Linked DNA regions of Homo sapiens: region 1 is linked to region 2. Evidence: read pairs that join two places in POLR2A ChIA-PET (ENCODE). Cell type or tissue: OCI-LY7. All regions are shown on one strand. Each heading gives the region's core, and the rest is flanking DNA. Links, peaks and the distances in the headings are about the cores only.

The links. ChIA-PET counts read pairs that join two places held together with the same protein. Peaks named below come from ENCODE experiments on the same cell type or tissue, not always from the same donor. Only the 100,000 strongest peaks of a DNase experiment are listed, where the experiment ranks them.
Region 1: POLR2A ChIA-PET joins it to region 2 with 6 read pairs; 2 of 35 experiments call an interaction of 5 or more read pairs at or near these places.

The regions. Positions count from the first base shown.
Region 1 is chr4:128,828,728-128,834,103 of GRCh38, forward strand. It overlaps JADE1 (jade family PHD finger 1), which reads left to right. Exons shown (of 11, transcript NM_199320.4): 2 at 3,006-3,083. The coding sequence starts at 3,032. Among named protein-coding and RNA genes, the nearest start is that of JADE1, 22 kb to the left of the region's middle. RefSeq lists enhancers at 2,727-3,406, 3,407-4,086. In OCI-LY7, for the core only: no CTCF peak of the experiment used is centred there; DNase peaks (open chromatin) are centred at 2,124 and 2,524; H3K4me3 peaks cover 1,751 bases; H3K27ac peaks cover 2,531 bases.
Region 2 is chr4:128,307,062-128,312,437 of GRCh38, forward strand. No RefSeq gene overlaps it. Among named protein-coding and RNA genes, the nearest start is that of PGRMC2, 22 kb to the left of the region's middle. In OCI-LY7, for the core only: no CTCF peak of the experiment used is centred there; no DNase peak of the experiment used is centred there.

The DNA of each region.
Region 1 (5,376 bases), core at 221-5,220, 520 kb after region 2:
TCAGGGAGTTGTGTTTGAAAGCTGGAAAGTAAGCATTTTGATTCAAAAAGATTCTTAAAAGCTACTCTGTTAGGTGAATCTAATTTTTAAATTTTTTTATAGAGATAGGGGTCTCCCTGTGTTGCCCACTCCGGTCTCAACTCCTAGGTTCAAGCAGTCCTCCTGCCCTGGCGTCCCAAAGTTCTAGGATTACACATGTGAGCCACCGCGACCAGCCTAGTACTAATTTTTTTTAGCACTCTTTTGTAATGTTGGCTTTGGGGAGCTGAAGCTGTTAGGAGTGAGTGGTCTTCTGCCTTTCCCTTTTCCCTTTTACCTCTTGCTGGATCCTGAGGGGACCCAGAGGTGCATTCTCTAGAAGGTTGGAGAGCTTACCTGTCTGCAGTTGGTGTTTTTGGCACACACAGGGCAGAGAAAACAGTTGAATAGGGAGTGGACCACTGGTGTTTCTTGGTTATGGAACCTGAGGGCTGGAGTGGGCTTACCCCAGGCCAAGTTGCAGATTGCCTGGTTATGGGTGAGTGGGGCTTTTGGAAAAGGGATGGAGTGGGTTTTAGGACTTGACTATGCCTACAGCATGAAACCCCAGCTTGTAAAGCGTGTCCATAATATAGCTCATGACCCATACTGATCAGGACTTATGTTCAGCCTTTCTCTTGGTACATCATTTTAATGGCTTTTGAAGAATCAATTGATAAACAAAAACTTTAACTGGGTGAGTTTCTCAGGAAGAAAATATAAAATATTGCAATTATAGATTAGGGACCTAAATATTTGGATGAATTGTGTAGATCCATTTTTTAAGTGTAGTATAGGAAAAACTTTTCATCTACTTTTTTAGGTTCAGTTCATGCGAGTCTGAATTAAATGACAAAAGACATTACAGGAGAAAAGGCAAACTTCACTGATGTTGATATTTTTATGTGCCAGATGTGGGTAAAGGGAAGGAGACTTCACCGAAGAGAAAAAACCCAAGAAGAGTTAGACCTGAAGGCTTATATACAATTTTAACAGAGGGTGATAAATTGTGAAGTGACTAGTCAAAGGAAAAGGGAGTTTAGGCTTTTTTGACTGCTCTTTTGTAGGCCTTTTTAGAGTGGAGCTTTGGTTTTTTAAAATTGCTTTCTTGTTCTATCACAGTGGTTCTCCACATTTTTCTTTTTTTTTCAAGACAGAATCTCACTGTGTCACATAGGCTGGAGTGCAGTGGTGTGATCTCCACTCATTCCAACCTCCGCCTCCCGGGTTTAAGTGATTCTCCTGCTTGAGCCTCCTGAGTAGCTGGGATTACAGATGCGCGCCACCACGCACGGCTAATTTTTGTATTTTTAGTAGAGGCAGGGTTTCACCGTGTTGGTCAGGCTGGTCTCGAACTGCTGACCTCGTGATCCTCCCACCTCGGCCTCCCAAAGTGCAGGGATTACAGGTATGAGCCACCACACCCAGCCCGGTTTTCCACATTTTTTTCTCCACACCATTCCTATGTGCCCCACTTCTATTGTTGTGTGTATGTGTGTGTGTGTATGTTGAGACAGGGTCTCTGTCGCCCAGGCTGGAGTGCAGTGGTGTGATCTCGGCTCACTGCAACCTCCGCCTCCTGAGTTCAAGCGATTCTCCTGCCTCAGCCTCCTAAGTAGCTGGGATTACAGACACCTGCCACCACGCCCGGCTAATTTTTATATTTTTAGTAGAGACGGAGTTTCACCATGTTGGCCAGGCTGGTCTCCAACTCCTGACCTCAAGTGATCCTCCCGTCTTTGCTTCCCAAAGTGCTGGGATTACAGGGGTGAGCCACCATGCCCAGCCACATTTGCATTGTTAACACCACATCATACATATTGTGATTCCCAATGAGGAGGAGGTTGGGATGTACTTTTCTGAGAGGGTGGATGGGTAGGTAGGTGATGGACTACCATACTTTTTCTCACTTGAAAAAGCTCCCTTTCATTTTTAGGATTCATTGAACTGACAGACCAGTGCCCTAAAGATGTCAGGTTGATCAGTAATTTTAATTTGGAAAAGCTTTTTGTATTTGTTTAGAGAGCTGCCCTGTGTGAATATAACCGCGAGACCATCTGTATAAGTTCATTACTGGCCATTCCGTCTCAGTTCACTGCCTTCTTACCTAAATGCAGCCTTTCTCATACTTGAGGGTAGTGCTAGAATTCTGTTATCATCAGCTACCTGGGAGGAGTTGGCCAGGTGCGCTGGGTCTTTGTACAAACTGACTTCTTATTTTGGCTGGATTTGGGTCTATTTGTCCTGAAGGGAGCTGAGGTGAAGTGGAGTGGAAATAGTGTTGGATTTGGAATTAGAAGCTCCATTCCCACAACGTGACCTTGGGGAAGTTGCTGCTTAACCTTTCTTGGCTTTAGTTTCCTAATGTGAAAGGGAGGGGTCTGGATCAAAATTGTATAATGTCTGTGGTTCCTTCCTGTTCCCTCTGTGGGGTTAGAGATGGCTGGAGGAGACATTTGCATTCCATTACCCGATTTGTTTTGTTTCTTTCGCCTTTAGGGTTATTTTAGTAAAATTTGCCTGAGAAGCATAATCATGCCCAGTGCAGTGTAAATATTCACACATCCAGGCACAACCCCACCCCACCCCCCACATGTACGCATAAAATATGAATCTGTCTGTAGTGAGGAAGCACAGTACAGTGTTCATTGCTGTGGATTTTTTTCTGCAGTGCTTGCTGCCAGTCAGCTAAAGATTCCTGGAGTAGTTATAGTAATAATGTCACAGGAATATAGAAAGAAACCTGGCATCTTTGGGAGACCTACTGATATGTGACTTCTCCACCCCTCCCCCTCCTTTTTTAACCTGGTTTGTTAATGATTGCACCTAATTATGTATCTTTGGTCTTTTTACTGTTTACAATTCAAATGCTACTTAAAGCCATTTGTTTGCTTTTGTTTGCTGTAAATCCTGGGCTGCCATCTGAAGCACAACTTGATGATTGTGTATTATCATCTTGGGTTAAGTGCTGTCTCATTGCTTTGCAGGCTGCCTGCTGTTTCCCGGGGAGATCATGAAACGAGGTCGCCTTCCCAGCAGCAGTGAGGATTCTGACGACAATGGCAGTAAGTCCTGCTTTGTTGTTCTTGGAGCCTACCAGGGTTTGGGTCGGGGTAAAAACATGATTTTTTAATGTAATGCTTTAAATTGCTGAGGCCCTTTGCATGTCAGGCAGGTCAGAGAAAGCCAAAGCCTGGAGAAACGTACCTGAGTGTGATACTGCAGGTCTGTAACCAGATCTTACTGGGTAAGGTTGACTGCAGGCAAGCATTCCTGAGGCTTCCTATTTGTTATCCTGGGAGGAATAATCCAGTTCCAAGAGTCACTGGTGTGTCTGGTTTTCCTAAACATCATTTATGGTACTTCGCAGTTGCGCTTTATGAAAGGGGAACTTAATCAAAGCCAGGTAATCATTAACTGGTTCAACTCAATACAAGGGGAGGTTGAAGACTGCCTAGTGTGATGTGAAAATTATTAAGTACAGGTTCTTAATAGGTCGAAAGTCCCTGCTCTTCACTTGGTTTTAATGTGACTATATTGAATACTACTGCTGTCTGTATCTCAGCTCTCTGGCAACTTCATATTTTCACAGTGCAGCTGAGAACCAGAAGTTAGTTGGCTTCCAGGCAGTCAAAATAAATATCACACAGTGTCTGTGTATTGAGAAGCTAACAGACTACTCAGAGAAGAGCTCCCCTCAGATAACAGAGGGAAATTTTGTACCTAGCACAGTGCCTGAGCTCTAGCCCGTTAGCTTATGTTTTACATTACAAATTAAACCCAGGACACCTTGAAAGAATGTGTGATGGGAAAGGAGCTGGGCCTGCTTTCAAGGAACTCTGCTTTAGACATATGTAAGAAGAGCTCTGATGTGAAAGTCATCAGGGCAGTAATAGAGATGTCTTTTTGATGCACTGTGGAAACAGATACAGATACAGATTCAGAGGAGGGGAGGGCAGGGAAACCTGCAGAGGAGATGAAAGTTGTATAGATCCTTAAGGATGAAATACTTTTTAGGCAAATAGGGTTATTTTCAGTTTTCTGTGCTCTAAGTTTTCAGCAAGTTAAAAGCTGCACATTAGAAAGCAAGGCTTTGCTGCTGTAGGTGCCACCCTGTTCAGAAGAGGGGACCAGGAATATGAAAAACAGAACTCAATGTGGTATTTCGGTTGGTGTGCTTGGCACAGGCACAGGCACGGGGCTTTTGGGGAGGAGAATTGGCCGTTATGGGAGAGTGTCAGGTGTGAAGGGCTTGCAATGAGGACCTCTAAGGAATTGAGAGTTTTAGGGTTGACTGCTGATGTTGGCAGCAGGAGAGAAGTGAACTAGTTGAGAGAGGGTGTAGGGGCTCCAGAGCGAAAGACCTTTCCTCTTATTTCAGAGAAAGGTATTAAAGGTCTGTTTCCAAGTGCAGGCAGGTAAAGCCACCTGTCCGAGCCTTTGGGATGCCACCTTCTGAACTTCTGAGGCGCTTGTTGTTTCATAACCCTGCCTACCTGTTTTCTAACGTTTATAGTTTTAGGCATTTTACTCCTTGAGGCAAAAACATCATTGGGAATTTCTTCTCTGCCCCTGTGTGGCGCCTATCAAAGTGTCTTTGTGAGTTATAAGTACTCTATAAATGCTCCTTGCTTGAGTACATAATTTTGTCCTACATTAATTAAAAAAAATAGTCTTGCCTGGCCTGGTGGCTCACGCCTGTATTCCCCAGCACTTTGGGAGGCCGAGGTGGGTGGATCACAAGGTCAAGAGATTGAGACCATCCTGGCCAACATGGTGAAACCCCATCTCTACTAAAAATTAGCTGGGCATGATGGTGTGTGCCTGTAGTCCAGCTACTCGGGAGGCTGAGGCAGGAGAATCACTTGAACCCAGGAGACGGAGGTTGCAGTGAGCCGAGATCGTGGCCCCTGTACTCCAGCCTGGCGACAGAGCGAGACTCCGTCTCGAAAAAAAATTCTTGCTTTTAGGGTGAGAATTAGTCAGAAGACTGCTTGGTGAATTACCTCCATATAAAGATAATGCCCAATAAAAGCTTAAGAGCCCTATTTAAATATTTTTCTTGGCATTGAGCATCAGGTGTATGCTCACTCTGTCTGCTCTCGTCACTGCCTCTCTTCTTTGGGAGAGCTGTGTTAGAAAAGTTTCTCCTGGATGTTCTCTCAGATTTAGAGCCTTCTCTTTTCTGGACTAGCATTGTCCCATAGGATGAGAATGTCCTAATCTAGTGCAACTGAGGAACTGAATTTTAAACTTTTACTTAATTTTAATGAATTAAAAAATTTGAAGACACATGTGGCTAGTGTCCACTGTGTTGGACAGTGTAGTTCTGGACCTTGGCTTAGTTTAGTCCCTTTC
Region 2 (5,376 bases), core at 55-5,054:
TTGTTATCTAAGGTCCCTGCCATCATTTGGAAAGTCAAGTGAAAAAAGAAAGAAAAAGTCTTCTGAACATTAGTCTGAATTCCAAACCTCATCATAAACTCTGGGAGAAAGGTGAAAGTTCAGCTTTTCCTATTGGCCTGGACTGGAATATCTGCCTTTCTCTTGCAGTTATATCTCTATTAGCAAATTGTCTGGAAGCAAATATACTTTAGTCAGCTGTGGTCAAACATGAAAATGCTCATGAGATATGCAAAGCAGGGTAGCCTGAGCTCAGCCATGATGGCTGAGAACAGCCTTAGTCTGTCTGTCTGTTTGGGTGCCTGACTGCCTGCACTCAGCTACAGAGCAGTGGGGCTGCAAGTCCTCGTGGTTTCTCCTTGGGGCTTTTATCTTTTCCTTTTCCCTCACTTAGCCAGGATTCCCCCCACCATCACAGGGCTGGTCTTAGCCCCTCCCTCTGATATCAGCCATTCCCACTCCACTTTCAGCAGCCTAGCATCCTGTTTGTGATCATTCTCCCAGTCCCACCATTAGGCAGTTGCTCTACCCCTTCCCTCTATCAAAGCATGAAAGGACCATGAGGCCCAGATGCAATGGTTCCAATGTACATTTCTATTTCCACCAGAGAGCCTTTCTGTCCTGGGGTGCCTGGGGCTAACCACAATGCGTTTCCTCAAGGCTCTGGCCCCAGCCTTAGGCAGTGAAAAAGACCAAAGCCTACCTGTACCAAGGAAATTCCTGGGCTGTTGGCCTCTTCCACCCTGCTCTTACTTCCTAACCCTCTCAACCCTAACTTCTCCCTTCTCTTTACCTCAGAGGCTTCTGTGGCATATTTTAAGTTTTTCCAGAATGTCCAGTGCTATTTTAATAAGCATTGAACTCCATTTTCATAGTGTATGAAATGCTTTTTCCAAAATTGAGACATGAGTCTCAGTGCCTCTTATATTGTTTTCATGTCTGAAAATGAAGTTTATGACAGAGGAATGTGTTGATGGAATATAATATCTTCATGAATAGAAGCATTAGTAAACTGGCTCAGTTGTCATTAAGAAATACTTTCATTTGCTTTTTGACAAAATAGTCATGAGTGAATAGCAAGTAATACATTAAAAACTGCTGATTTCTTATTGCACTCATTCATATTAAAATAACAATACAGAAAATAAATATAGAAAAACTTCACTTACAATCCTATCGCTCCATATAATTACTGTTTTATTTTCCTGTGTTCCCTTTCAGGCCTAGGCCATGTATTAGGAGGCTGCTGAATGGGGCTCTGAATACAGCTAGCTCCGTGGTAAAGGAATTCTTGTGAAAAGTTGTGTTCCATTTGTGTATTGTACTTCAAACTAGCTCTGGGCACTACCCACATTTTAACTTGCTGTGTTAACCAGCTTTAGTTTATTATCTCAGAACTCTGGCTGCACCATTATAGTAGCAACATTCATCTTTTTTTTGGCAGTGGTGGGGCCTTTACCACCAGCATATCAAGGAATATCACAATAAGCTCCACGACACTAGATTTTTTTTTTTTGAGACGGAGTCTCACTCTATCATCTAGGCTGGAGTGCAGTGGCATGATCTTGGCTCACTGCAACCTCTGCCTCCCAGGTTCAAGCGGTTCTCCTGCCTCAGCCTCTCGAGTAGTTGGGATTACAGGTGTGTGCCACAAATCTGGCTTTATTTTTTTTATTTTTTTTTATTTTTAGCAGAGATGGTGTTTTGCCATGTTGGCCAGATTGGTTTTGAACTCCCGGCCTCAAGTGATCTGCCCGCCTTGGCCTCGCAAAGTGCTGGGATTACAGGCGTGAGCTACCGTGTCCGGTCAACACTAGATCTTAATTGCATATTTCCAAAAGGTTAGTGAGTTTATGGATATTAATAGGCCTTCGTACATAAGAGCTGAATTCCCTCTTTATCTGGGATTCTTATGTTCTGTTGATATTATGGAAAGTTCTCAGCTCAAGACAGGCAATGAATTGGGCCTGAAGTCATACTCTATCCTCTAAACGGGGCAGCAATGCATATTTCCAAGCTCAAGAAAGAAATGACTCCCTCTGGCCTCTCCCCCTTTCTAATTTTCTTCCTGAAATTGTAGACGTCTTATCTTGGTATTTATAGCATATGCCTGATTACAAAAGTAATCTGAAGTGTTGATGAAAAACACAATTTCCTGGGGCCTTTCCAGGCCTATTGAATCAGAATTCTGTGGAATGGCTTGGTTTAAACAGGCACCTTGGGTGATTTTTACAATCCAGGCAGATTTGGAAACAGTTGTTTATTTGAAGGCAATCCATAGCTACCAGCTCACACATGTGCTTAGCACACTTTTGAGGAAAAGTAGCCAGTCGTTCCATCCTCGGGGGATCAATGGTTGTGTAGGCCTTTGTCCTTATTCCATCCTAAATACGGCATGGTCACGGCTATACAAAATGTAGGACGGGGTGGCAGGCCAATGTGGGAAGATAATCTTCTCTGTCAAGGTCATTATACATAATACTGCCACAGCCTTCACTTTGTAATTGGGAATTATATTCCTTATCTAAATTATAATTTGTACATGATGGGTGTGTGTGTGTGTGTGTGTGTGTGTGTGATTTTTTATTATGCTTTTTTTCATGTGATCACTGGGTTTTAAATTCAGTTTACTGAAAAAATGCTCTCTCATCAATCACTGTGGTATTAATTTGAAAGATAAGCAGATTTTATGCAACTCTAGGTCATGGCCAAGATCTGGAGTGATATTCCCTGAAGTAGGCTAGTCCCATAGTTGTGAAATAATGGGGCTTGTTTTGGATGTATGCTTCCTTGCTGGATTCCCCACTCACCCAGATTGATCCAGGCCCTCCTGCTGTCTGCCAGAAGCCCACCCTTTTTACTCACCTCCCTACCCTTCCCAGCAGGGCCCTATTCTCCCAAATCACCCTTCCTTCCCTCATAAGTTCATCTCTTGAGTCAAAAGATAAAATAAGAACAATAAAACATAACCCAACTCTCCTCCTCTAGATTTGATGATCTTAGCTGGTAGAAAGAAAGGGATGGATGAAACAAACTCATGCCGTAGCAGGAATGACTGATGGATCTTACTGCATTAGCAAATGGTCCCAAGGACATTTACATCTTAAGACATGATTGTTAAACTAAAGGAATAAGTCTCAAATACAGTGTATCAGACAGTTTAAAAGGAGAGTGAGGTGAAATGTGGGGCAGAGGGATCTTTAAATCACACAAGGGCCATAGTTCACTGCTCCCCGAGGCCAGCTGTTGCTCTTGGAAATGTGTTGATAATGGCATTTAGCCAAGAAGGCCAGGGAAACATTTGGGTCTGGTTAAAGGGCAAGCCCCGGTCTTTCGCTCTACCCTTCGTCTCTCTCATCTCCAACAGGGCACTGCATGGGTGTGCTCTCTGCACGGTGGGTTGTCATGGGAGCAAAAGGATCATCTGCCAGAGCAGGGGCCACCCCAGCAGAGGGAGCATCTGTCCTGGAGCAGTGCAGGAATGGTGCAAACCCAGAGTCAGGGCCCTTGACTTTTCATTATTGAAGGCTATTGACTTGTGGACTAAGTGGCTGTCAGGTATAGCCCTTTCACGTAGACAGAATCAAGAACCTTTGGCACAGGCTCTTATCACTGTGTGTAAAGGTAAAAAATTGATTAGGCTCAAGTGGAAGAAAACGTGATACTTTATTTTTTCTCAGTTGAAACTTTAGTCTCTGTGTCTTTCTGTGTCAAGAAAATAGTAAAATCCAAATCTAACCAGGCAGGCTTTTCCCCCGCTTGATTAAAGGATTTTTTTTTTTTTTTTTTTTTTTTGAGACAGAGTCTCGCTCTGTCACCCAGGCTGGAGTGCAGTGGCATGATCTCGGCTTACTGCAACCTCTGCCTCCCAGGTTCAAGCGATTCTCCTGCCTCGGCCTCCTTGATTAAAGGATTCTTAATTAAGAAAGGAAAATCTATTATAGAATAAATGCTAAATGAAAATAAAGCAAGCACATTGAACCCTCATTCCTAAGTTAGAAACAAAGCTCAGATATTCATCACAGTGTGTTTAGCCATGTTATGCTGTCGGTGTCCTCGGGTCCCTAGGTATCATGACTGCTTAATGATTTTCAGTGATGGGACAAAACTATAGAGACAAGGCTGGACATAGCTCTCTTCAATTTTATTTTTCATCCCTCCCCCCACCTACTAAATATTTCCCATATTAAATAAAAATCTGAAGTGTTAGTAACATAACTTGATGAGCCTGACTTCCCTCATCTGCAAGGTTTATCAGATGATATCAAAGAAGACTTTGGTCTCAAGATCAATGATTAAATATTCCAAGAGAAGAGATCTATTTTCCTGAGTGCATTTGTATTTCATGTTGCTCTTTGAGTGACTTTCTTGAGTTAGGATATGTGTTTAAATTACTTATTCTTCAAATGAATTGGTGAAGAAGTAAGTATAGATATTTTATTACAAAATAGCTAAAAGTTTATCAGTAATAACTGATACTTCCTGGGTGCCAGGCTCTGTTGTGTGTTTTATATGTACCATATCTAATCGGCACAACAATCTCCTGAGTGGTTGCCATTTTTGTTGCTGTTTTTAGTTCGGAACTGAAGCATAGGGAGTTTGGATGACTTCAGCAGGGTTCTACACTGGCTAGTGGTTTTACTGGGTTCTGGATCTGGGCAAAATTATTCCTCAGTCTTTAAGACTGAAGAGTCACAGAGGCTAAAGCTAAGGCTAACAGCCACAGAGCCATAATACCTCTCCTGCATTAACAACAAAGAAACCTAGAAGAATACACTGCAAGCTGGTAAGACAGGTTTCCTCTAGGATTATGGGAAGGGTGCCAGGAAAACTTTGGCCTTATCATATCATTTGAATTTCTTTTTATAATTATAATGTATCCATGTATTACTTAATATAATGGATAAAACTTTAACTTTTACAGTTAAAATTGCCGAAGTCCTAAATCAGATTAATAATTTCCATAAAATCATTACTACTTAAAAAAATTTGTCAATGAGACTCTTAAAGCTGGTAGGGAACTAAGAAATCATTCATCATAATCTTGTTTTTCAAATGAGGAAACTGAAGTTACATGATTTGCTTAAACTCACAGTACTAGTTAGTGATAGAACAGGTCTGCTACTGCCCAACTTTGTGTGCCTCTGCTGCACTTTTCAACGTGTACTTTGGAGCAAGACTTAACAGATCTTAAGTGAAAAGTCTGAGAGTTTCAGCAAAAGCTTGTATGCACATAACCAACTCCAGAGCCAAGATATAGATTATTTCCATTACTCCTGAATGTTCTCTTGTGCTAGGCATCTCTTTGAAAACTTTGCCTTGCCCGTTCATGTGCGCTGGTAAGAATTCAAGTGCTTA